Regions from separate parts of the Homo sapiens genome. Here regions 1, 3, 4, 5 and 6 are each linked to region 2. Evidence: chromatin loops called from intact Hi-C (ENCODE). Cell type or tissue: heart right ventricle. All regions are shown on one strand.

The links. Peaks named below come from ENCODE experiments on the same cell type or tissue, not always from the same donor. Only the 100,000 strongest peaks of a DNase experiment are listed, where the experiment ranks them.
Region 1: a loop joins it to region 2, with 6 times the contacts of the local background. A loop is called at or near these places in 55 of 110 quality-filtered maps.
Region 3: it touches region 2 in a loop (6-fold over the local background); 22 of 110 quality-filtered maps call a loop at or near these places.
Region 4: it touches region 2 in a loop (4-fold over the local background); 13 of 110 quality-filtered maps call a loop at or near these places.
Region 5: it touches region 2 in a loop (2.7-fold over the local background); 24 of 110 quality-filtered maps call a loop at or near these places.
Region 6: it touches region 2 in a loop (5-fold over the local background); 22 of 110 quality-filtered maps call a loop at or near these places.

Annotation. Positions count from the first base shown.
Region 1 is chr13:50,530,081-50,534,080 of GRCh38, forward strand. No RefSeq gene overlaps it. Among named protein-coding and RNA genes, the nearest start is that of DLEU1-AS1, 4.6 kb to the left of the region's middle. RefSeq lists an enhancer at 1-269. In heart right ventricle, a CTCF peak has its summit at 2,018 (motif pointing left); no DNase peak of the experiment used is centred here; H3K4me3 peaks cover 11 bases; H3K27ac peaks cover 1,187 bases.
Region 2 is chr13:50,799,046-50,803,045 of GRCh38, forward strand. It overlaps a transcript of DLEU7 not described here. Among named protein-coding and RNA genes, the nearest start is that of DLEU7-AS1, 6.8 kb to the right of the region's middle. RefSeq lists enhancers at 2,201-2,250, 2,321-2,420. In heart right ventricle, CTCF peaks have their summits at 2,485 (motif pointing left) and 2,687; a DNase peak (open chromatin) is centred at 2,466; H3K27ac peaks cover 1,512 bases.
Region 3 is chr13:50,375,466-50,379,465 of GRCh38, forward strand. All of the region lies in intron 2 of DLEU1 (deleted in lymphocytic leukemia 1), which reads left to right. Among named protein-coding and RNA genes, the nearest start is that of DLEU1-AS1, 150 kb to the right of the region's middle. RefSeq lists an enhancer at 2,940-3,536. In heart right ventricle, a CTCF peak has its summit at 1,613 (motif pointing right); no DNase peak of the experiment used is centred here.
Region 4 is chr13:50,595,348-50,599,347 of GRCh38, forward strand. No RefSeq gene overlaps it. Among named protein-coding and RNA genes, the nearest start is that of DLEU1-AS1, 70 kb to the left of the region's middle. In heart right ventricle, no CTCF peak of the experiment used is centred here; no DNase peak of the experiment used is centred here; H3K27ac peaks cover 3,627 bases.
Region 5 is chr13:51,068,540-51,072,539 of GRCh38, forward strand. No RefSeq gene overlaps it. Among named protein-coding and RNA genes, the nearest start is that of C13orf42, 41 kb to the right of the region's middle. In heart right ventricle, CTCF peaks have their summits at 1,697 (motif pointing left) and 1,904; a DNase peak (open chromatin) is centred at 1,702.
Region 6 is chr13:50,168,557-50,172,556 of GRCh38, forward strand. All of the region lies in intron 2 of DLEU1 (deleted in lymphocytic leukemia 1), which reads left to right. It also overlaps the pseudogene ST13P4. Among named protein-coding and RNA genes, the nearest start is that of DLEU2, 45 kb to the left of the region's middle. In heart right ventricle, a CTCF peak has its summit at 2,078 (motif pointing right); no DNase peak of the experiment used is centred here.

The DNA.
Region 1 (4,000 bases), 270 kb before region 2:
AATTCTTCATGGTAAATATTAATTAACCCTTTAAGAGCCAAGTGGAGGAGTGGAATCTGTATGTTTTAGAGTTGTTTGTTCTTTTTAGTTGGTCACTTTACACACTTAATTTTCAATTTTATTTAGAAAAAGAAGTTATGCTTATGAAGCATAAAAGCTGTAATTCCAAAAGTTGAATTGGTTTTGAGACCCCAAAGTCATGACTATGTAGAGAATTTCTAAATTCTTAAGGATAACCTATTTAGGAAAACCTAAGAAATCAACTATTACAACTAATGCTTCATTATGATACCTGGTTACAAAATATAAAAAATATCCATAATCAGATAATAATCGTAAAGAGGGAAAAGAGCTCTTTTACAACAGGGGAAAAACAAAGCAAAACAAGCAAGAATAAGAACAATAAAACCTGGAAACAAACTTGTTTGTTTATATAGGGCTTCTATCAATTTAGTTGTAAAACTTTAGTTAATATGAAATCAGGCTTGAATAAATTGAGACATATTTTATATTATTGGATGATGTCACTGTTCCTCAAATTGATGGTTAGGTCCAATATGATTCTAATCAAAATCCCAATTGGAATATTTTTGAATGAAAATGTGACTGTAAGGTTTATCTAGAATAATTTGTGGATAAAAATAACCAAGAAAGATTTATAAACAAATAAGGTAAACTGTACTTCAGGTGTTAAAAACCTGTTATAAAGCTTTAATAACATGATATTGGTATACAACTAGACAGAGAGAAGAGAATAGAGTCCCCAAACACACTCAAATACATATAAGAATTTAGTATTTGATGAAGACACTTCAAATTAGGGAAGGAAATGAAAGATTATGCCAGTGAATAGTGCTGGGGAAATTAATTCAGTTTTTAAGGGAAGGAGGAGACCCAAATCATATCCCTAAATAAATTCTGGATGAATTAAATAAATTTTAAAATATGAAAACACAAATGAGTAAAAGAAATTATGATAAGTATCTATCAACTCTCAATGTATGGAAGCACTTTTTAAACAAAAAGGTAGAGGAAGAATCTATAAAAGAGAAAACAGAATGTTTTTACATAAAAATTATAAACATATACATCAAAACTCATGATAAAGAAACATAAGGCAAAGAATAACTTGAAAAAAGGGCAAAATAGAAGACAAAGGTTAACATGGTTAATATGTGAAGAGCTTCCGAAGTCAATGATTAGAAGATAAATATCCTAAGCAGAAAAATTTTCAATATTCACAAAAAAGGAATTTGTACGAGCAGAAAAAAATTAGACAATAAATCATGAAAAAATTTCAGGCTCACTATTTATTTAAAAATAATTTTAAAAGACACAAATTTCTGTCCATTAAATTAGCAAATATTTTAAATTTCAAAAAACTTTGATAATTACATAGTTGGGTAAAAGTTCAAGATAAAGGAAAATCTCATCCACTGCTGGTGGAAGTATAACAATCTTTTAAATTTTCTGGTTAGAAATGTTGGCAATATGTATGTATTCAAAGACTTAAAGCTGTAAACAATATTTGACCTAATAATTCCTTCTTAAGGAATCTATCCTTACTTCGGATATATTTTTAGGAAATACAAGGATTTAGGTATAAGGATGTTTATTGCAGGGTTACTTGTGACTGAAAAATTCTAAAAATAGGTTTAATTACTGACAGCTCATCTGTAGGCATGGCAAACCACATTCTCAGGAATATTTAAGGCTTTAGAAAAAATATAAAAGGTAACATGAAGTGAAAAATGTAACGGCAAAGTTGCATGTACAGGAGAGCTGTGGGTGGGCTTGGCTATATATGTACGTACATGCATATATGTACACATACAGAAAAAAGACTGGAAGGATTTGTGTCGATGAAATGTTAATAGTGGTTCTTAGGATGGTGGAATGATTAGTGGGTTTTTATTACCTTTATGTGGCACTTTTTCAAATTTTCTGTAAAAAGGCTGTATTAACTTTATGATCAGAAGTATAAACATTAGTTTTGTAATTTTCTTTGCTATCAAGGGCTCCCTCTGCTGCTCACCTAAAAAATTATGAAGAGTTGGCTTCCTACTTCTCATTCCTGATTTTCCTCATCTCCTAATAGCCTCTGTTCTTATCTTGTGACCACTTTCCACTTATTTACCTTAGAAGCAGACTCGTCTAATTTGAGTATTTGGAATGATATGTCAAGTTCTAGACTTTGTTTTTAATTGAGATATAACTGACATACACTAGTCGTCCGTTTAAAGGGTACAATTCAGTGGCTTTTAAGTATATTCACAGAGTTGTGCAAATGTCACCATGATCTAATACCAGAATATTTCTGTCACCCCCAAAAGAAAACCTATGCTCATTATCAGTAACCCTTGATTACTTCTTTCCGCCATCCCTGGTAACCACTAAACTACTCTTAGTATTTATGGTGTTGGGTCTAAGAAAATGATACCCCACACAATGGTGCTTTGGCATACTGAACACTTTGAATTAAATGAAGATGGAGTACCTTAGAAGCTGTCTCAGAACCCAAAACATTTTAACCCTCTTTTGTTTCTTCTCCCCTGACTCCAAGAGCAAGGAGGGACTCTGTCTGGAATTTCCTTATCTAACTAAGGAAACTTCTCAAAAGACATGCAATTGTCTGAAGACTCACTCTCCAGGAATCTCATGAAATAATCCAGAAAGATTACCCACCTGAGAGAAGAAAAGACTATAAAAGTCATCACTACATGCAGTTAGACTTTTCATCTATTCTTTTGAGGGCAGGTTGGAGAGATTACCTAGGAGACTTTTTCTACATACTAAGACAACCTTTGTTCACAAGGCAGTTCCACCCCTCTCCTTCCCTTAACTTGCCAGTCCCATTCAGTTTCCTAAGATAATTATTTACAAAATAATATTTGCCTCCTGGGTGCATTCATTTCCTCTGAAAATCACTTACTACCCTTCTAAAATTTGTTACAGCTCCCAAGTTTTCTCTCCCCTATGAGGAGGACATTTAAACCTTAACCATATGGCCCTTTTTTGAGTCTCATGTTTTGTATGGCTCCCATGATTATGCATATTAATTAATGTGTAAACTTTTTCTCATGTTAATCTGTCTATTGTCACTTTATTTCAGTGAACCTTCAGAAAGGGCAGAAAGGAAGTTTACTTCTGCCTCTACAATGGATTTGCCTACTTTAGACATGTTTTCAAGATTTATCCACGTCATGGCATATACCAGAACTTCATTTCTTTTATGATTGAATAATATTACATGGTTTTAATATACTATATTTTGTTTATCTGTTCATCAATTAATAAATCTTTGGGTTGTTTTCACTTTTAGGCTATAATAATTAACGCTGTTAGGAATATTTACTTGTAAGTTTTTGTTATATGTTTTTAATTCTCCTGGGTAGATACTTAGGGATAAAATTGCTGAATTAGATTGTAACTTTATGTTTAGAAACTGCCCAACTGTTTTCCAAAGTAACTATCATTTTAATATTTCACCAGCATTGTATGACAGTTCTGGTCTTTCCTTATTTAAACTAATACTTAATTGTTGCCTTTTATTGTAGCTATCCTAGTAGATATGAAGTGTTATCTCATTATGGTTTTGATTTGCATTCTCTAATGACTAATAATATCAAGCATCTTTTCATGTGTATACAAGATATTTGTATATCTTCTTTAGAGAAATGTCTACTCAAATCCTGTGCCTATGTTTTAATTGGATAATTTATGTTTTTATTGTTGAGTTGTAATAGTTTTTAAATATATTCTGGATCCTAGACCTTTAACAGTACATGATTTGTAAATATTTTCTCCCATTCTGTGGGTTGGCTTTTCACTTCTTTATATTATCTTTTGAAGTACAAGTTTTTTATTTTGATAAAGTCCAGTTTATCTATTTTTTTCTTTTTTTGCTTGTCTTTTGGTGTCGTATCTAACAAACCATTGCCTAAATCTGAGGTCACAAATTTTACAGCTGTGATTTCTTCTAAGAGTTTTATGCTTTTAG
Region 2 (4,000 bases):
TTTTGAAACCTCAAAAGCCAGAACAGGGTCCCTATTCTCTGCTTTTGATTAATACATCCTCTCCCTGAGTCAGCTAACCACAAACAATGAGCTTTGCCTTGGTTGGGGTAGGGCAGTGGACTGGTGAAGAAGTAACAGTTTTATCCTCCTACACACATGCACACATATATGCATATTACAACCTTCAAATAACACAGAGATAATCACAATCTGGACTCACTGCAAGCCCTTCTTCATTAATGCATTGATACAATCCTCAGCAGAAATGGCCGTGTAAAACACCCTTGCCTTGTTCCTATGTGGATTTCTTGTATTCTATTGCATTTCACGGGTTTGTGCTATTTGCTGATCCTGTTCTCTATTCCACTTTGGTCCATGTCTCACCTTCACTCCAGCCGGTTGGTCAGATTAGTAACTAACTGCCTTGTAGCAAAGTGATTTTTATACAGACAATTGTGCGTCTCTGCAATTGTAAAAAGCTTTGACATTGTAGTTTAGATTCTAAACTCTAGATCCTTTAATAACAGCATTTCTGTAGCACCAGCAGTTTCCATTCCTAGTTGCTACTGTAGTAGCAGGTCTCGGGCACATGCAGAAACTTAGTGGGGCTGCCTTAAAATGGACTCTACAAGACGACTGCTACAAAATATCTTTTCCTCTCTTCACTATTATGGAAGGGAGTGGTATTATATTAGGACCCTCTTGTTTGTGGGCAGCAATTACAACTTTCTATTTAGATACTTCTCTTTCCTCTGCTTATGTTGGAGTCTTACTCTGTGATTGCTAACTGTATTGCATTGTCTTCATTCTCTCAATAGCAACAGTAGAAGTTTTAGATTATCTGTCCTGCGTTGCTGAAGATTTGCTGCATAACTACTGGATGTCCACATATATGTGTGTAGACACTATCAAACTGTACACAGAACTCTGGGGGTATGGAGAAGGGAATGATTAATTTTGCCTGTGAAGAAAGATTGGCAAGGGGCATTGAAGGCTTCATGCAGGAGATGACATTTGAACTAAGTTTGCAGAATAAATAGAATTTCAGCATTTGGGTACGATGCCTCTGCTGAGGGTGGCAGATTAAGAAAGCACAAAGAAAGGAGTGTGACAAATAGAAAGTAGTGTAAGAAAGGGCAAAAGAGAATAAAAGCTCATGGTATGAAAAGGACAGAGGTGGCATCTGGAAGTTAAAGCACATAGTACTTGTATCAGAAGAGTCCTATCTATGGCTAATGCTCAGCCCGGTTGACTGAGTGTAAAAAATAGATTTAAAATATTCAAAAATACCGACAAAATGTAAAACAGAATACCAAATTCAGAAAGTGGGAAAGCACCCCTTCCCCTTCAGTTTCAAAAAATACACTTTGTATATCTGAGCTTTGAACAGGAACCACACCCTGAGGAATGAAGGGGCCTCCTCACTGAGGATAATTTTAAGTTGCTAATTGCTACCTATACCCCCTGGCATTAAACAAACAGAGCTGCCTTCACTCCTCCTAGGCTGCCCTTTGAGGAAGAACATAAGCATCTAAAAATAGAACCTCAGGGGTTTTCCCGCACATTAAAACTTCTGCCCATCCTCCCCTCCAGCCAAATCACGTTAATCATGATGAAGACCAAAATAATCGTGCTGAATGAATGTCCAGGAGCTTAAATATTTGCTTTGGACAAATACTCTGCTTGGTGCTTTATACCCTAAATCCTCGAATTATGGAGAGGAAGCTTGCAGCCCTTAGGGAGAAGAGAGAGGCGAGGTGAAGAAAGTACAGAGATTTCAATGGCCTCTTGGACTTTTCTGTCTCCTTATGTTTTCCTGGTGTTTTAGTGGTTAGTTTTGCAGCATACAGTGCTAGGCTCTTCCCTCACACTTTATGTTTCCCCATGTGGACAGTATCTAGAGATTAATAAGGAAGGCCCACTCTGAGAGTGACCACTAGCAAGCCAGCAGTGGGGCTGACTCTCAATTTGGAATGAATGTTTGAAGAGGCTTTTCACATTTCATAGAAATGAGGATTGTGACTCTACAGAAAAAGTTGTTGTCTACAAGAAGGTCCCTTTACTCTTGGGAAGCAACTTTAGCTGTCCTCTCCTTGCTTTTTCAAAACTCGCTTAGCTAATAAAGAGACCAACATGCTCATCTTGGATCCCAGTACCTCTCAGTGGAGAGGAATTTGGGAGGGGAGTCGGTTTGAAAGGCAAAGTGAGCTCTCGGTAGCTGAAGCTGCATAACTACACCGTCACCCCTCCATCCACCTGCTCCCAGTGCAGCAACCCTTCCTGAGGTCGCTTCAGATGTTTTCAGCTATTCCAGGTGACCATTCTTTAGCAGCACGGAGCTGTTGTTCATACTTCGAAGTGTCATCAGCCCCACATTTTCATTTTTGAGTATCCCTTTTCTGAGCAGAGACCGGTCTACTGTGGCAACATAATGCATCCAGTTAAGGCAAGAGATTGACGACTCAACACTGACCTCCACTGGTTGGCATGGAAATACCTAATCCCTTTCGTTCAATGCCTTGGCCATTTTCACGGGGTGCACAGGGAGCCCTCAGCACCTTGCACTGCACTGTTGGTTGAGATTTTACATGATTTTAAATTACCTTCCAAGGAGCATATATGTAGATTCTGGAAAACTCTGATCCAACATTGAGACCTCAGCGCGCCCTTGTACCACCACAAACCACAACATCATTTTGTTTACACCAAGTTAGGGAGTTCAAAGTTGAATTCATGAGAATCTGAGAAATCTATGTCAATCTGTTTCCATGGTAGTGTTATTAATGACTATTCAATTGCCAATAGATTTATTATTACCTTTTAAATGCCTCAAACTCCAATTGGCCATTGTAACCCCATTTTCAATTGGTATAATAATCTTGCCTGCAGAGAATCTGTGCCAGATGCTGTGTTGCCAATGCCTTAGTTGTCTGGAGGTGGGCAAGGAAGGCCCGCTTGGATCAGTGCCACTAAAGGTGGGCTGTGATTCTCCTCATGGGGGTAGTCAGGACTTGGAACCAGCCAGGATTTCAGGAGAGAGACAAGGCAAAATGAACAAGGGAGCCTCTATACACTAAAAAAAAAAAAAAAAAAAAAAAAAAAGGCACAAGCCCATTAGTTTAGTTTTCTGGGAACAGGCCTGATGCAGTTTAATCCAGAGTGGCTGGCCTCTGAGGAACTGGGCACTTGTTGATTTCAATAGAAACCCAACTGATGCTTCTCCACCCAGGAAGGTACAATCAAGTTAAGAGAGCAATTGGTGAAAGAGATTATGATTTGGAAATACCTCCCATTTGGTTCCACTAAACAGAGTAGGTCAGAAAGAAAGAACTAAGCAAAACCATTTAATTAGTGCTCCTGACTCTCAAGAAAGCTGGAGCCAAAAATGAAATTCTTAGATAGCAAGCCCATGTTCTTCATATTGGTGTCTTCATTTAGAAAGCGACAGTACCTATGTCAACAGCTATGTTGAGAAATATTAAGCAGAAATGAAGAAAATGCAATATATATCAAAAATTGAATAAAATTTTCTCCATGGTTGTTCTTGTTTCAATGCCCTCAAAAACTAATTTAAATATTTTATTTAATTTTGAATAGGTCATACATATTTGGGGTACTAAACTTGGATGGCACAAAAGGATATACACTAAAGAGTAACTCTCCCTCTTATCTCTGTCACTGAGACAACCAGTTCTCCTCACAGGAGGCGACCTGAATTACTAATTATATATGGATATTTCCAGATATGTTTTATATGTCTGTACATGTGTATATCATACATGTACATGTACTTTTTTACACAGTTGGGACCACGCTATTTATACTTATCTGTGCCTTGTCTTTTTATCCACATAACAATAGAGCTTAAATAGGCTTCTACATTATTACATAATATATTTTCTTATTAGTTTTTATCACACGGCACTTCATTGTGTAATGTTTCATAATTTATTTAACCTGTTCCCTATTGATAACGTTTAGGCAGTTTCAGATTTTTACA
Region 3 (4,000 bases), 420 kb before region 2:
CTTTTCCATTTCTTCTTTCCTTTTCTCTCCTTTTTTCCTTAACCCCCCACCCCTACTCCTGTCTGCCTGGCTGTCTCCCTCCTTTCCCCCTTCCTTCTTTCCTTCCTTCCTTCCTTTCTTTTCTTTTCTTTCTTTCTTTTCTTTTCTCTCTCTCTCTCTTTTTCCTCTCCCCTCCCCTCCCCTCCCCTCCCCTTCCCTTCCCTTCCTCCATCCCTCTTTTCTCCCTCTCCTACACAGGGCTTTGACCTTAATATCCTTGCATATAACAAATGATGTGAGTGGTCATCTCTCATCTGGTTTGGTTACTGGACAGACTCTTTAAGCTTCATCTGATTGTGTATGAATAGCAGTCCTCTTATTAAAGAGATAAAAACCAAAACTAAAACAAAAATAGTAAAACAAGCAGCACGCATCTCACTTGTCTTAGATTTCTGTGCCCTTTTTTCTCAGCAAGACCCAAGTATTCTAACCACAATGATTCTGATGACCAGGAATTCTAGAGCTGGCAGCCTGGCTGAGTCAGAGGGATTTGAGTTGGATCAGCACAGAATCCAGACCAAAGTCACGGTGAACTGGCATGAAAAACAACAACAACAGCAGCGGCAGCAGCAGCAACAATATAGACACATGCAAAACACAAAGCAGCCAGCTACCAGCCACCTCCGAATTGTATCCAAATGAACTGCTACTCATACCTCCACTTCCTGGGCCCCATTTCTCTGATTCCTTTCCGACTGCAGACCTATTAGCCACAGTCTCACATTGTTCTAGATCTCTACTTTCTCCCTTTCCTTGCTTTTGGCTCTGCCTTTTCTTTCTTTCTTTTCTTTTCTTTTCTTTTCTTTTTTTTTTTAAATAAGGCTTCAACTCTTCAACTTCTCCCCTTTTAAATTATGTTATGAACCATCCACAGGGGAGAAAAGCCAACAAACTCATGAACTACATTCTGTTTACAAGTTCGTTTCTAAGTCTGATTATTTATTTCTTTAATTTAGAAGTTCTATATCCCCAAGAGGACCTTAGTAACTGAAAGCTGCTCTTATTTTACTAATATATTTAATAACTCTTCATTTTTATAGTAAGAATGAATCTAGGCTTGCCATATATTTTCATGGTAAAATATTTTAATTCCTCTGAAGAAGACGGAGGATCTTAACCAAATGACTTATGCAGAGAATACAGGCATAGAAAAATGGAACAAATATCATTGTTAATTGTTTTTTCTGTGATGACAGTTTACTCTGTAGCAGCAATTCTTAAACTTGGTACCTGGTATTAGTACAGCAGGTGTTTTGGAAAAAGTAAAAGGATTCTGTGCCCACATAACTTTGTGAAACTTTACTTTGAACAAAATTAAGCAGATTTCATTAATGTAGAAACAGTGTTCCGGACATACAGTGTTTGAAATATTGGTACTGGCCTACTGGCAGGTCAGTTGTGAGGTCTTGACACCCTCAGTTTTCTACCAAGGAAAACTACTCAGTTAACAAGCTACTGCTCATAGGCAGCCATAGTTGGACTTTTCCCCTCATCATGGCTGGTGATGGGAGTGGGCACTGGATTCCAGGCTGGCCAGATCATGGACTGGCCACAACTGCCAATCAAGGACAGGACCAGTCAATTAGCAGACAACACATAGAGGCCACTGGGAGGCAGCAGGGTCCCTGAGGATTTCCGAGGAAATCAGTCAGGTATAGGTGGAAGCCTTGAGAGATGAAAGAGAAAAGCAGAGTGGGAGGCAGGGTGGCTGATAGGCTGTGTCAGGAGCTGTGGATGGGAGACAGGAAATCCAAGTTACAGAGGAGAGGTGGATGGACTGCCTGCACCAGAGGGGCAAAGAGGTAACCTTATTCCTAGATCAACTCTAGGACCTTCCAGTTGTCTTTTGCTAGGTTGGGCTGTGCACCTTCCTGATTGCCCCAAGACATTCCTGTTTTTATTTCCAGTGACTTCCACTTCTAAACTTACTCATTACCCAATGCATTCTTGTAATACATTCTATCATAATTTGAAGTAGCTTGAGGACTTTGTACCTTGTAGCTAAAAAAGTCTAATGAATGCTTCTGGTTTATTCTTAAGGATTTTTTTATAATAACTTTTTTTCTCTGCAAAAATAGTACATGACAAATTGAAAACCCAATGAAGTACAAAGCAGACAATAAAAATACCTATAGTTACCCTCACTCAGTCACTGTTAAATTTTGGTATATATCTGTGAAGGGCTCTTTCTCTGTTTTCGAATTGCAAGAATGGGTGCACACCACATACACTGTTTTCTATTTTTTTAACCTAATTATTGTAAATATCTTTTTCTTTTTATCACAACATATTTAATTATTATGTCATATTTTGTTGTATGTCCAAAGTTCAATGAATTCTCAATGGTTGAACATTTTGGCTGTTTATTTATTTTTTGCTACTGTAATCAGTTCTGTGGTAAATCACCTTGAAGGTAAATATTTGCACACATTTGTAATTATCTCTCAGGATAAAGTCCTAGAAGGGGAATTGTCAGGTCACAGCATATGCACGGTTTTAAGGATTAGAATACTTATGGAAATTACTCTTCAAAAGGTCTAGGCTAATTTACATATCAATCCAGCAGCCTCTCGTAGACAAGCTTTGTTTTCTATAGCTTCTTTTTGGGCTTTTCCCCTGTCCTGTAGAACCTTCTGGATTTTAGTGTTGATTGTCCCACCCTTTTGATTTCAGAGCATTAGCCTTCTCTCTAAGCTTTTTAATGCTTTGCAATGAGATTACTAGTTCTATAATTTTCAGTGCTGGCTCTGGCTGCTTTGTCTCAGAATACCACTGCAATTTTCTGTTTTTTCTTTTCTTTTTTTTTTTTTTTTTTGCCAATGGATCTATTGAACTGCCTAGTGAGCAGTGCAGGGGGAGAAAGGTGAACCCAGTTTCATTTGCATCCCATGTGGCTTTGGCAGCAGTAGCATCGAATTAAACTCAAGCCCCGGAAGATGTGCTTCCTTTGGAAAATGAAAGACCTACAAAGTTCAAGGAGCCCATTCGTGGCAAGTAAATTAAGAGCGTAAACCCAAAGAATGTCTGCAGTTTACAGCTTGGTATTACACGGTTGCTTCTGATTGGTATAATCTGTCATTGCTGTGATGTGTTTAGAGACAACTCAGATTACACTCCTGATACACTAGCTAGGGCCAACCACCTGTGGCCCTAGTCAACGATCAAAGATAGTTACCACAAATGCTATTTGAGGAAATAATGGCTTAGAGTGGAATAAAAACTGCAGTGCTGCTTTTATTGTGTAACTTTTCATCTTATGTGCTTAGCGGAACAGGGCATGAGAATCCTATTTATTGGCAGTAAGACTCTTTCTTTTACCCTTGGTGTCACAAGGGCATTTGGGGAATTTTGCTGTTAGTTAAAAGTTCCAAGGCACCAAGCGCAGGCAGGCTGAAGAGATGAAACTTGAGCCAGTCATTTTTACTGCCTGTTTGCTTCTCTGGTAAGAACTTCTGGGAGAAGCATGAGGCTACCAGTTAAAATGTGTAGGTTGGACTTTTGTGGATTACCTATTTAAGTATTCATGTTTTCTCTAATAGAATAAGTACATGCCATTGAGAATAAACTGTATTTATTCATACATTTATGTATTCATTCATTTTTCCCTTATTCAAAGCCATCAACTGAATATCTATTAGGCACCATGCACTGCATATATTTAAAAAATATTTGCATGCATTTTATTCAAGAGTTTAAGTCCCAGCCAAAGCAAGAATTTTAGACTTTTATTTATTAATGTGCCTGGTTTTGTTACAACCTAATAATCTGCCTCCTGGGAGCCTTTAAGTCTTATGGTCTTATGGGGGTGGTGTAGGATGATTGGGGGATTGTCCTTTAATTAAATAAAAAGGCATGAATTGTTTGACACAGCGGTCATGTGAAAAAGGCAAGTTGTTCTCTAGTGCACAACAAAAAGATCGGAGCCCCTATTTCCAAGAAGTGTATTTTGTGGGGATGCAGG
Region 4 (4,000 bases), 200 kb before region 2:
TGAGCCTCTATTTTCTCATGAGTAAAGTGGAGATAGTGAGAGTATATACCTCCTAGGATTGCCCTGAGGATTAAATGAGATAAGTATGTAAAGTGCATGTCACTGGACTTGGCCTTCAGCAAGACTTAGTGAATGTGAGTGTTCATTGGTACAAACTCTGTATATGTTACAAGAGTACACAGTAGGACTCCTAGGAGTTCAGAAACGGGCAGGGCCCCCGTGGCTGGGATGATCAGAGAGAAGCTGCCACGAGGGGAGAAAGATTTGGCTTGAGTCAGAGAAAAGTAAAAGAACTTATATATGTGGAGGATTTTAGCTGAGGGGATGGCAAGTGGGTGGTACTGAGGCTCCCACGGCCTCCCCATTTTATGTGAACAAGATGAACTTCACTATTATCATGTTATATATTGGGGGGCCAGGGTCTTCCAAGTAAGACTTGGTGTGAAGAAGCTTTTTGTTCACACACACACACACAAATTGAAAACCAATGACTTGCTTAAAGGCAACTGGTGGATGAGACAAGAGCAGTATCTGAAAAGAAGATTTACATTCCCTAATGTGCATTTGTTCAGGGAGTCATTTGATAAACTTACCGAGGACCTCTTATGTTCTAGGTAAGAGGTGGAGGACACAAAGATCACTGAGATACTGTGGCTCCTGCTCCCGGCTTCTACTCGTGGGACAGTCAGCCACTTAAGTGAACATAAGATGAGCAAAGGGTGCCTGGGGCCATCACACTGAGCAAAGAGCCATCGGGGCCATCACATTTGCCAGGAGCACAAGGGTGGAAACTGAAAGGCTTCACTGATAGAAGTGACATGTGGGCTATGTGGCTGAGTGATGCATGCTGCCTCTTTATGTTTCAGGATATCAAGCAGTGTCTTGTCCCCTCCAAAGATGCACTTGAGGGGCTCCCCTCTGTCAAAGCGATGGGGCAGGCAGTGTGCAGGAGGAAGAAAGGCTAGACTCAGCCACAGGACCCCAAGTGTGAGCAGGGGAGCCACAGCAGTGCCCTCAGCAGAGCCTTGCTGGGAGCCTCCACCTGCAGAGGTAAAGTGCAGCTGGAGCTGAGCCCCTGGGAGGAAGGCAGACCAAGGCTTTTCTGGAAGACTCCTTGGGGCTGCTTTCAAGAGTTGCTCTGGATTAGCCTTTTCTGCCTTCTTTTTGCTTTAACAACTGTACAATCCCTGTGCTAGAAGAGCCCTCTGTGGCCATGGAAGCGCCTAAGTGCAGGATCAAAGGGTTTGCTGGTCAGGTGAAGGGACTCAACAATATGAACAAAATTAGGCGCATTTAGTTCCTTTTTGGGACTCCTAACTTTTCATTTTCATATGGCTGCGGAGGGCATGCCTAGCATATCTGTGGAACCAGGGTGCCTGTGGAGAATGGATGCATAATAAACGTTTGGACCATGGAGTGAAATAAGCCAAATAGGGCATAGCTTCATAATTAAATTCACAGATGAAACCTGATGGAGATAGGATCTGGGAACACCAGCGACAATTGAGAAACTGCCCCAGAGGGATAGAGGGGAAAGGGACTAGCTGTATAGGCAGGAAATAACAACTTGAGGTTTGACCTTGAACAATGGAAGGCTAATTCACCTGGGCTGACATAATTGAAAACACAGATATACAGCACAGAAAAGGCACATGGAAATGTAAACCGTTGATAAGAGCTTGGGGAGAGTAAGTAGCAAATTGGATTGCAGATTAAATCAGGGCAAGGTTGCAAATTACTCAACTCCAGTGAGGGGTCTGCTAGACTTACAGCCCTGCTTGGCTCCACTGTGAGCTGGTGCAGGCAAAGGAAAGGCTGGGACATCATAAGATAGGGACCCAGGGCTTCTTCCTTCACCAATGCACAGAGGAACACAGGCAAGAGCTAATAGCAGGGAGGTCACTGATTGGTGTGGGCCTGTGTCTCTCTTGGCTTAAATAAAGTGGGAAAGAACACTTTGCCTTACATGCAAGATCCTCTGGGATGAGGTGGGGTAGGGAGGCTTCAGAGAGGAGGCTGGGGAGCTGATGTAGGTGATGGGGACATAGGTCAGGAAAGGAATTTGCATTTAGAACGAAACGTGGCACATGGTGGCACTCAATTTGTGTTAACTGCCACCAACCTCAACTCGCCTCAGAGTAAATATTGGGGCCTCTCCAATGGGAGCGTGGGCCCACTAGTGATTCTAGGTTTCTCCAGGTGGTCCTGAGCTGCCATATTGTACGTGTTTTTAATGCTTTCCCAGTGCCTAGTCTTTTGCTTTTGACACGAGTTACTTTTAGAATTTTATGTATTTCATTGTCTCATAAATACAGCTTCATTCTTTTTTTTTTTTTTTTTTTTTGTAATAAGCAAGAGTATAGAGATTAAATAGGGTCTTGGGTCCACTTAAATTGCCCACAGGTCAAAACATTCTGAGAAACAACGCTGCCAGTGATTAAAAAGAGCCAATTTAGAGGCTAATTTAGTAATTTATTAATTAATTTACTAATTTCTTAAATGTATTTAGAGGCTACTTTAGTAGTTATCCTCCCTGTTAGACAGGCACAAAAAGATCCTTGGCCTCTGTCCCTTCTCTTTACCTCTCACGTTGGCTGTTGATCTGGTGGATTCTACTTCCTTCAATACCTTCACAGCTGTCCCCTTCTTACAAGTCCCACTGCCACTGGCTGTCTTCACCCCAGGAGATGCAGTGCCTTCATCCCTGCTCCCCCTCTCTCCGCCTTCCATCTGCCCACCACCATTCTCAATGTGGGCTTTGACTGGGTCATTCCCCTTCTCAGAAACTTTCAATTGCTTTTAAAAAATGTATTCTCAAATCCTGGTCCGCTGTTCCAGGCTCCCATCCCTTGCCCTTCTGCCCCTGCAGCTTCCGAATCATTCCACCTCCTGTACCTTGTGATCATTCCTCTCTACCCACACAGGCTTTCCCCATGGATATCTTTTTTCCATGCTTCCTTTTCCTCCCAGGTCTCTCCATCCCACCCCATCTCTCTCTCTCATCTCCTCACATCTAAAGCCTATTAATCTTTCAAGACTCAGCTCAAGAGCACAAAGCCTTTCTCAGTTCCTCTAGCTTGAGGCTCTCTCTCCTTGCTCTGAGCTGCCATGATATGGGCACCTGTTCCGACCATCTCACAGAGAAAAAATGGGTCAGAGTCACTGTGTTGTGTGTTAAGAGCCCATGCTTTAGAGTTCAGAGCCTGGCTCTGTCACACACTAACCATGTGACCTTGAGCAAGTAAGTTAATCTCTCTGACCTTAAGCCTCCCTGTCTGCAAAACGTGTGACACGCTTGATGAAACATGTGTGATGTGCTTGGCAAGGTGGCTGTTAATGATCAGCAATAATGCTCCTGAGCTGCATGGCACAGGGGGAGGGGCTGATATATGACAGCTATTATTATTACATACTTACTAACCAAAAATAACATATTTTAGGTTATTGTATTTGTGTTCATGCCTTGCCTTAAGCCTTATGTTGGGCATTCCTTCAAGGCATAGCTCTTGGACGACTCATCCTTGTGTCTTCTGAAACACCTACTATGTTGCCTACATCAAGTAGGTCCTCAGACAGTGTCTGTTAATGGCATCAGTGACCAAATTAACAGAAAAATTATCAATGGCACCATGTGGAATGCTCTCTTAAAGCAAGTGTCCTATCATTTGGCTCAGCCTGGCCTTTACATTTCCACTAAGGTGACTGCACATTTCAGGCATTTACATGCAGGTGGGTGGGAGCAGAAAGTATGTTGTCGACAGGTGGTAACTTCGTGGCTTTGCCCTGTTGGGGTGTACGGTGGACGAATTCACTTCTATGCTTTATTTCCTCCCTTTATTTGACTAACCTGAATCTACCCAGCAACCAACACATAGAACAGAGCCTTAGAAATGGAGGCAGGTTTCCTCTGGGTCCCCTGGGAGCTTCAAGACCACACCATTATTAACTGGCTGGAAACAATTTAGCATCTGGCTCCCAAGGGATAGAAATGTAGAGAATG
Region 5 (4,000 bases), 270 kb after region 2:
ATGCAAGGTAAGAGTGTCTGAGAGGAAGATAGGACCCTGATCTGGTTTTTGGTGGTTTGTTTGTGCATTTCTGGGAACGCAGCTGCCTCATTCCTGGTAGGAAGCCTTTCCTGTGGTTGATTTGTTGCCCCCAGTCTACCTCAGACTGCCTGGCTTCTGAGCCGCTGCTGGCTTTCTTTCCAAGGCCTACATCAGCAGAGGAAGGTGTCCCCGGACACAAGACAGGGTGTGGCTGAAGCTGGGCTCCCAGAGGCCCGTCTGTTAAAAAATACGCCCCCACCCCCCACCCCCCAGGCCTGCCAGGTCTCTGAAATTCTCATTCCTTTTAGCTACAACTTGGGAAACTTCTGACAGAATAAAAATATATTCCTTTGGCTGAACAGATTAGCTAGTATTCACCTAAGAAGGAAAAGGACATAGAACAGTTCAACTTTGATGTGTGTGCTTCAGAGGGACTGAGAGGATCAATTTCCACATCAGTCCAAGGCATAGAGTGCTCTCTGAGAGGCAGGCTCTGCAGAGGGAGGTCTCCATCACCTAGGGACCGCAGAGGCACAGAATGAAAGAGTTCAGCTTTACTCGTGTGGCAGGTGGTACTGGGATGGCCTTGAGTTTTCTCCCTTGGTAGGATTAATATCTCATTGAAAGATGTCTTGAGGCTGGGATAACCTGGCTAAAGGTGGAGCTATGATAAACAGCCAGATCTCTTTTGGCATATTTGCGTATTAGAAACTTTAGTATGCAGCAACAACTGAGTCAGCTATCAGTAAGAATCTTCAGGAAAAAAATAACCAGAAGACAGGGCGGTTTGTTTTCCTAAATGTTCATAGTAAGTGCTTGTACTCTTTTCATGCCAGCTGTAATAATAATCACTCACTTTCACCAAGCCTCACAATATGCCTGGCACAAAGCACTTTCCATGTTTTAGAATGAGCCACATGAAATTGCCATTTTTTACAGGTCAAAGACTTTAGAATTGAACGAACTGAACCACTTGCATTTCGTTCTACTTAATATTAATTCAGCCTTACCACAATCCTATAGTGTAGGTCCTATTATCATAAACACCCTTGACTGATGGGAGCATTGAGGTGAAGAGACATGAAGTAGCTTCCTTGAGGCTCCAAAACTAGTTAGTGTCAGAGCTGGTATTCACAACCAGGCCTATGTCCTATATCACCTTCAAGAGAAGAATAAAACTAGCTGCTGTTAACCCCTCTCTTTTTTCTGGAAGAGGTTTAGGCCTGTCTTGGAGTCAGACAATATCTTCAGAAAAAAAATCTCTTTTTCCAGGAATGTCAAAACTCTGGCTTATGTGAGCCCATTTTATTTCATCAGCCACACTGGAAAGTGAGGTTTGATTCACACATGTGGTTGAGTACAATGTTGTGAAAAACACCTGAAAATGGGCTCTGAATGTGGAATTCTGAATCCTTTGATTTCAGACAAGAGGTCCTTTGATTTCCCCTTAGGATGGATGAAACCAGCAAGAACTGAGGCATTTCCTACAGGGTGGTAACCAGCTAGTGAACCCAGCTCACCTCCTCAATTGCTAACGGCCCCATACTCGTTGACAATGATATCTGTGTATTCTAAGAACTAGAGGGCAGGGCTCTTTCCTTTTCAGTTTGATTTTCAAATCTTCAGCGATGCATTAAGAGGACCAGCGGGATTGCTGAGCGTAAAGCGCCACCGTGTGGCCAAAGCCCCACATGCCAACAGGACGCTGTGTAAGTCATTCCCGCAGGAAGGGAGGCAGGAGGTGTGTGGCTCTGAAGACTCACAAATCCTGACCAGGTGCAGGATCATGGCTCAGAGGACTGGGCTCAAGTCTGAGTCTTCACCCTGCAACTGGTACTTGAGGTCTGGAGTAATCATGAAAAAGTCCTCTGTCTTTCCCAAGTGATAGTGCCCCTCAGTGTAAAATGAGGCTACAACCTTCTCCAGGTGCAGTGGTCCCAGAACTGCAAAGAGAATATACATCTGACTTTGTACATTATGTACAGAACCCAGGCAAGAATGGAGGTGAGGTCTCGCAACACTGGCACTCGAGGTAAGGGCTCCTCAAGACCAAAGTCAACAATCTTCAAATCTAACCTAATCTATACTTCCATTTGATAAAGGAAAAGTTGCAAATAAACCAGGTGATCTGGGGACTATATATAAGGAGGCATGACAAAAAAGGATTGTTACATTGTAACCAACTGAATGTAACTTGCAGATTTATGTATTTTGAGAGCCCTAATAATAATAATAATATGAACTGAATATTTATTGTGCTTACTCTGCCAGACACCAGGCCAAGGGCTTTATGTGCATTATGCTATCAGGTGCTCATGAGGGTCCCATGAGCCCAATCTTAACCACAAGTCGGTGCAGTGCTGTCTTCTTCAAAACAGCTTTCTCAGGAGACTGTACTTCCTCCAATTGAAACATTTTGAGAATTTCTCTTTTACAGCTACTTTCAGAGTGTGTGGCACAATTTTTGAATATCCTAAGTGATAGCAAATCAACATTCTTTCATTATGACAATAGTTAACAGTTACTATCTACCAGGCACTTTAACAGGTGTAAATTCATTTAACCTTCACCATGACACTATATGTTAGGAAATGTTATTATCGTGCCCAATTCCCATTTGAGAAAAATAAGGCGTAGAGGGCCTAAATCATCTGCCCACTTTTACACAGCCAGGGCCTCAGGCCTGCAGCTTGGATGAGACCGTGTGAGACAGGGTGAGGCTGGGTAGTTTTTTCTTTGCATGAGGGGGTACTCGGGATCCAGAGTCCATCCGCACTCCCACCCAGTGCAGGCCAGAGACCACTCAGTGAAAGGAGCACCTAAGTCATGAATGACACTTCAGCTGCCCGTGGGCTTCTGCTACAGGCAACTGTCTCTCAGCAGGGCTTGAGTTTTAGAAACAGTCAGAAGGAGTGCAGAGCTGGGTCTCATGAGACAGGTTAGTGAGCTTTCAGCTGTGGACAGTCCGATTTTGAATAAAAATTGAGACTGTTTTTCTCACCTGGCTGTGAAGCCTGCTCCACCAACCCTGCCGGTCTCCCATGCCGCTTCCCCTCTCGCCCTCTGGGCTCAGTCCGCACCCTTGGAGCACTTCCTGCTCATTGGCCCACTCTTTCTCGAACCTTGCTTGCTCCTCCTCTGCTTAGCTTCTGCATGCTGGGGTACTCCAGGCCTCAGGTGTCAGCTTCCTCCCTCTTACATCTCCACTCAGCACCTAGGTGACCTCACCTCCCTGTGGCTTCAAATTCCACCTCTGCGAGGATGGCCCCGGGATTACACCCTAGACCAAGCCATTCCCCTGAGCTCTACACAAAGATACCTAATTTCCCATTTGACATCTCTACTTGGAGGTCTACGGAAAGCTCTAAGTAAACATACCTAAAATAGATCTCTTGATTTCCCTCGCCACCAAATACCCCTGCCCATCAGCCCATCCCTCATTCAACTCAATAAAGGGAACCTCTATCACGATCCCATGTCTCCATATCGAATTCACAGCAAACCTAAATACTGGAAGGTTCTCCTTCAGAGTTGATCCTAAATCCAATCATCTTTGGTTACTTCCCTATCCCCACCCTGATCAAGCTACTCCCTCAGGACCCTACAGAGCTGCTCAACAGCTGTCCCCACCCCACCCCCATCCCCAGTCAAAACCTCACCCAACAGCCAGAATCATCTTTTAAAAACGTGATCAGATTGTGTTATTCCCTTGCTCAGAACCCTCGAGCACTCCTGGGCACCTTCCTTCCTTCTCCTCAAGATCCCTTGATGCCGTTTCACATGGAGCCTTCCTTTGCCTGGGCAGTTCTCCTCCTGGTCTCCTCCTGGTCCTTTGCCTGGGCAGTTCTCCTTCTGGTCTCCATTAATCCCCCATTTCATTCCATTAAAGTGTCACCACCTCTGAGAGGCCTCCACTGACTGAACTCCCCACCTTCCGCCTCTCTACACTCTGTGCCTTTCTCCACCAGACTTCACAGCA
Region 6 (4,000 bases), 630 kb before region 2:
CACACGTGGTGGCAGGCACCTGTAATCCCAGCTACTTGGGAGGCTGAGGCAGGAGAATTGCTTGAACCCAGGAGGCAGAAGTTGCAGTGAGCCGAGATTGCGCCACTGTACTCCAGCCTGGGTGACAGAGTGAGACATCATCTCAAAAAAAAAAAAAAAAAAAAGAGAAAGAAAAAAGAAAAAGAAAATTGCAGCTTTTGATGAATAGCCTGATAATTATGTCCCTTAGCCTGCTGTTGTGGAGGAATAGGAGTCATTTTGAAATGGGGAATCAGAAGCAGTCTGTTTCACACTTTGCTCACAAGTGATTCCTCTGAGTGAAAGAAGTCAAACCAAAGCAAGTCCAGGGAAGTCTGAGAAGTTAGCATACTTGCAAAGACAAAACAGCCACAAGTCAACTGTCAGCTGAGTGAGTGCCTGTCTGGACGTTATCCTGCAGGCAGTTAGGAAGAAACATTGTTTGAAGACGCCTGTCACCAGCACACATGACTGATTTCTCATCAGAAGAGGGATTGTGAGTGAAATAAGAAAAAGTCTGTGTAATATGTGTCATGATGAGTTATACATTTACCTATTAACTGTATACAAAACCTTTATGCATATAGATTATCCATATTTTATTTGGGGGCCATCTGGTTAATTTGCCTGCTTTCTAAACTATTGAGTCAAATAAGCTCACTCAGGTATTGTCAGAATGAACCCACCTAATCTGGTTAACATTTTGGTGTCTGGGCAAGGTCTACCCAGGATCAAATCTGTTGACACCCTTCTCTCCAACCCCAGCCCTGTCCCTACCTACACACACGCTTTGTTTAAAAATACTCATTGGTGCTTACTCTGTGTCAGGTGTCAGGTAGTGTGCTAGCACTGAGGATGCATAGTCCTTTCCCTCTTTTTTTTTTTCTTTGGGACAGTGTCTTACTCTGTCACCCAAGCTGGAGTGCAGTGGTGTGATCGTGGCTCACTGCAGCCTTATCCTTGACCTCCTGGGCTCAGCTGATCTTCCCACCTCAGTACCTCCTGAGTAACTGGGACTACAGCTGTGCACTACCACCGGGCTAATTTTTCAGTTTTATGTTTTTGTAGACTTGGGGTCTTACTATGTTGCCTAGGCTGATCTTGAACTCCTGGACTCAAGCAATCCTCCTCCCTCAGCCTCCCAAACTGCTGGGATTACAGTTGTGAGCCACTGTACCCGGCCTCATCATATCCCTCTTGAAGCTTGCAGTGTAGGACAGGTGAACCCAGCAGCCACATCTCTTATTTGGGTATTGCGGGAGACCTGGCATAGTCAGCATCCAGCAGTGTTTCCAGAGTGGCTGGCCTTGCTGCTTCTCCTCACTTGCTCCTCAAGGGCAAGATGATATGCAGGTTACCACTGAAGCAAATGTCCCATCCATTGTCTTCTGGTCCGCTTAAACCTTGATCTAGTAATTAATTATATGAAAGAACAGAAAAAGTTTCAGAGAATGATAATCTGTTTTAAAATTTTCTTATTCATTTTTAATAGTTGTGTTTTTGGGGTACATATGATTTTTGATATGTGTATACAATGTGTAATGATCAAATCAGGGTAATTGGGGTATCTGTCACCTCAAACATTTATTTTTTCTTTGTGTTGGGAACATTGCAATTCTTCTCTTCTAGTTATTTTGAAATATACAATAAATTATCATTAACTATAATTTCCCTACTGTAGTATCAAATACTAGAACTTATTCCTTATAATGATAATCTCTTTAATAGTCATATTTAAATGCCAATTTACAAATGGAGTAAAATATTTAACAGAATTGAATTGATAATTTTGAGGCCTTTGTTAATAACTACTCTTAATTGCAGCAATTTTGTTTTGGACAGAGATTATGGGAATAAATTTTAATTCTGGTTGGAAAATAGTACTGAAACAGCACTTGTCTTATTCTTTCAAATTTTTAGTACTTGGGTATTTGGAGTCATTGAGATTTACTCTTTGTATATGCAGGAACATTAGTTGTTTCAGACTGGACAATGGCTGGTTATAAGTAGTTGAATAAAATCCCTGCAGTTCATCCATTCTTCTCCTACCAGCAGGTGTCATTATGGAAATATGAAAATACTGTAAATTCCAGAGTTGTAGGAACTAGCTGTGAGAAAGAAAAGTAACACTTTGGATATTAAAAAACAACAAAAAATGAAAAAATCATTTGGCACTAAGCAAGGATGGCATGTTTAATTACTGATTTGGCAGTGTTCTACAGTATGATGTAATAGGATTTTAAAGCACATAATTTATTTTAATTAGATTAAGTAAATATTTATAAGAACCATTCTAGGCTCATAGGAGTCACAAAAGAAAAGTAAGATGTGATTCTTATCCTCGAGGAGCCGACATGATATCTGAGGATACATTAATGAAATAATTAGTTCATAGAATGAATCAATCTTTCTTTTTTACATGCTGGATTGAAGAACATAGACAGTAAAAGTTGCAAAAGCTGGAGGGACTGAGTAGTGTTTTTGATTGTGGGTTAATCAAAGAAAAAGTTTTAAAAATTCAAGTAGGGAGGAACTTCAAAATAATTTGGTAACTTGATAGCTCATTCCTTCCTTTCTTGCTAACTGCCTATCTCTCGCTATAATCTAAAGTAATAATTATAATAATTACATATTACATATGTATCCAAGGATGTAACAATTGGATTTAACAGTTTACTATAATCGGCCGGGCGCGGTGGCTCATGCCTATAATCCCAGCACTTTGGGAGGCCGAGGCGGGCAGATCACGAGGTGAAGAGATGGAGACCATCCTGGCCAACATGGTGAAACCCCATCTCTACTAAAAATACAAAAATTAGCTGGGGGTGGTGATGCGTGCCTGCAGTCCCAGCTACTCGGGAGGCTGAGGCAGGAGAATCGCTTGAACCCGGGAGGCGGAGGTTGCAGTGAGCCGAGATCGCGCCACTGCACTCCAGCCTGGGAGACAGAGTGAGACTCCATCTCAAAACAAAAGAAAATGAAAAAACAAAACAAAAAAATGGTTTTCTATAATCAAGCGACTAATATGATCAAATCTTTCTAAAAACTAAGGTAAACATTATAAGTGAGCATTTGTATTAGGAGACTTTTCCAGGAACCTGGATCAGGTTCTAAGTGTGCTCGGTCAGGGTCAGTGCTTCATTCACCCTGTTTTCCCCTCTAGACTGTGAGGTTTTCTAAGGCATGGGATATGTGGCATTCCTCTTTGCATTCCTGGCACTCTTAATTCTGCCTCTGGATCTGTAGTGAGCTCTTAGTACATGTTTGTTGAATGACAGTATCACCAAAGGATAGGGTATTTACAGTCCTTTGTACATTATATTGTTAGAATGAATGCATATTGATACTAGACTAGGCAACCTCAGGTTGAATATTTCAGAAAACTGGATTGAGAAACCTGGCTTGAAAAGTTGATAGCATAGGCAGCCGCCCCCTTCTGCGCTGTCACGCCGAGCCAGCGCCTGGGCCTGGAACCGGGCCGCAGCCCCCCGGCTTCGCCCACCATCTCCCTACCATGGACCCCCGCAAAGTGAACGAGCTTCGGGCCTTTGTGAAAATGTGTAAGAAGGATCCAAGCATTCTGCACACCCAGGAAATGCGCTTCCTGAGGGAGTGGGTGGAGAGCATGGGAGGTACTGCTACTCAGAAAGCTAAATCAGAAGAAAATACCAAGGAAGAAAAACCTGATAGTAAGGTGGAGGAAGACTTAAAGGCAGACGAACCATCAAGTGAGGAAAGTGATCTAGAAATTGATAAAGAAGGTGTGATTGAACCAGACACTGATGCTCCTCAAGAAATGGGAGATGAAAATGCGGAGATAACAGAGGAGGTGATGGATCAGGCAAATGATAAAAAAGTGGCTGCTATTGAAGCCCTAAATGATGGTGAACTCCAGAAAGCCATTGACTTATTCACAGATGCCATCAAGCTGAATCCTCGCTTGGCCATTTTGTATGCCAAGAGGGCCAGTGTCTTCGTCAAA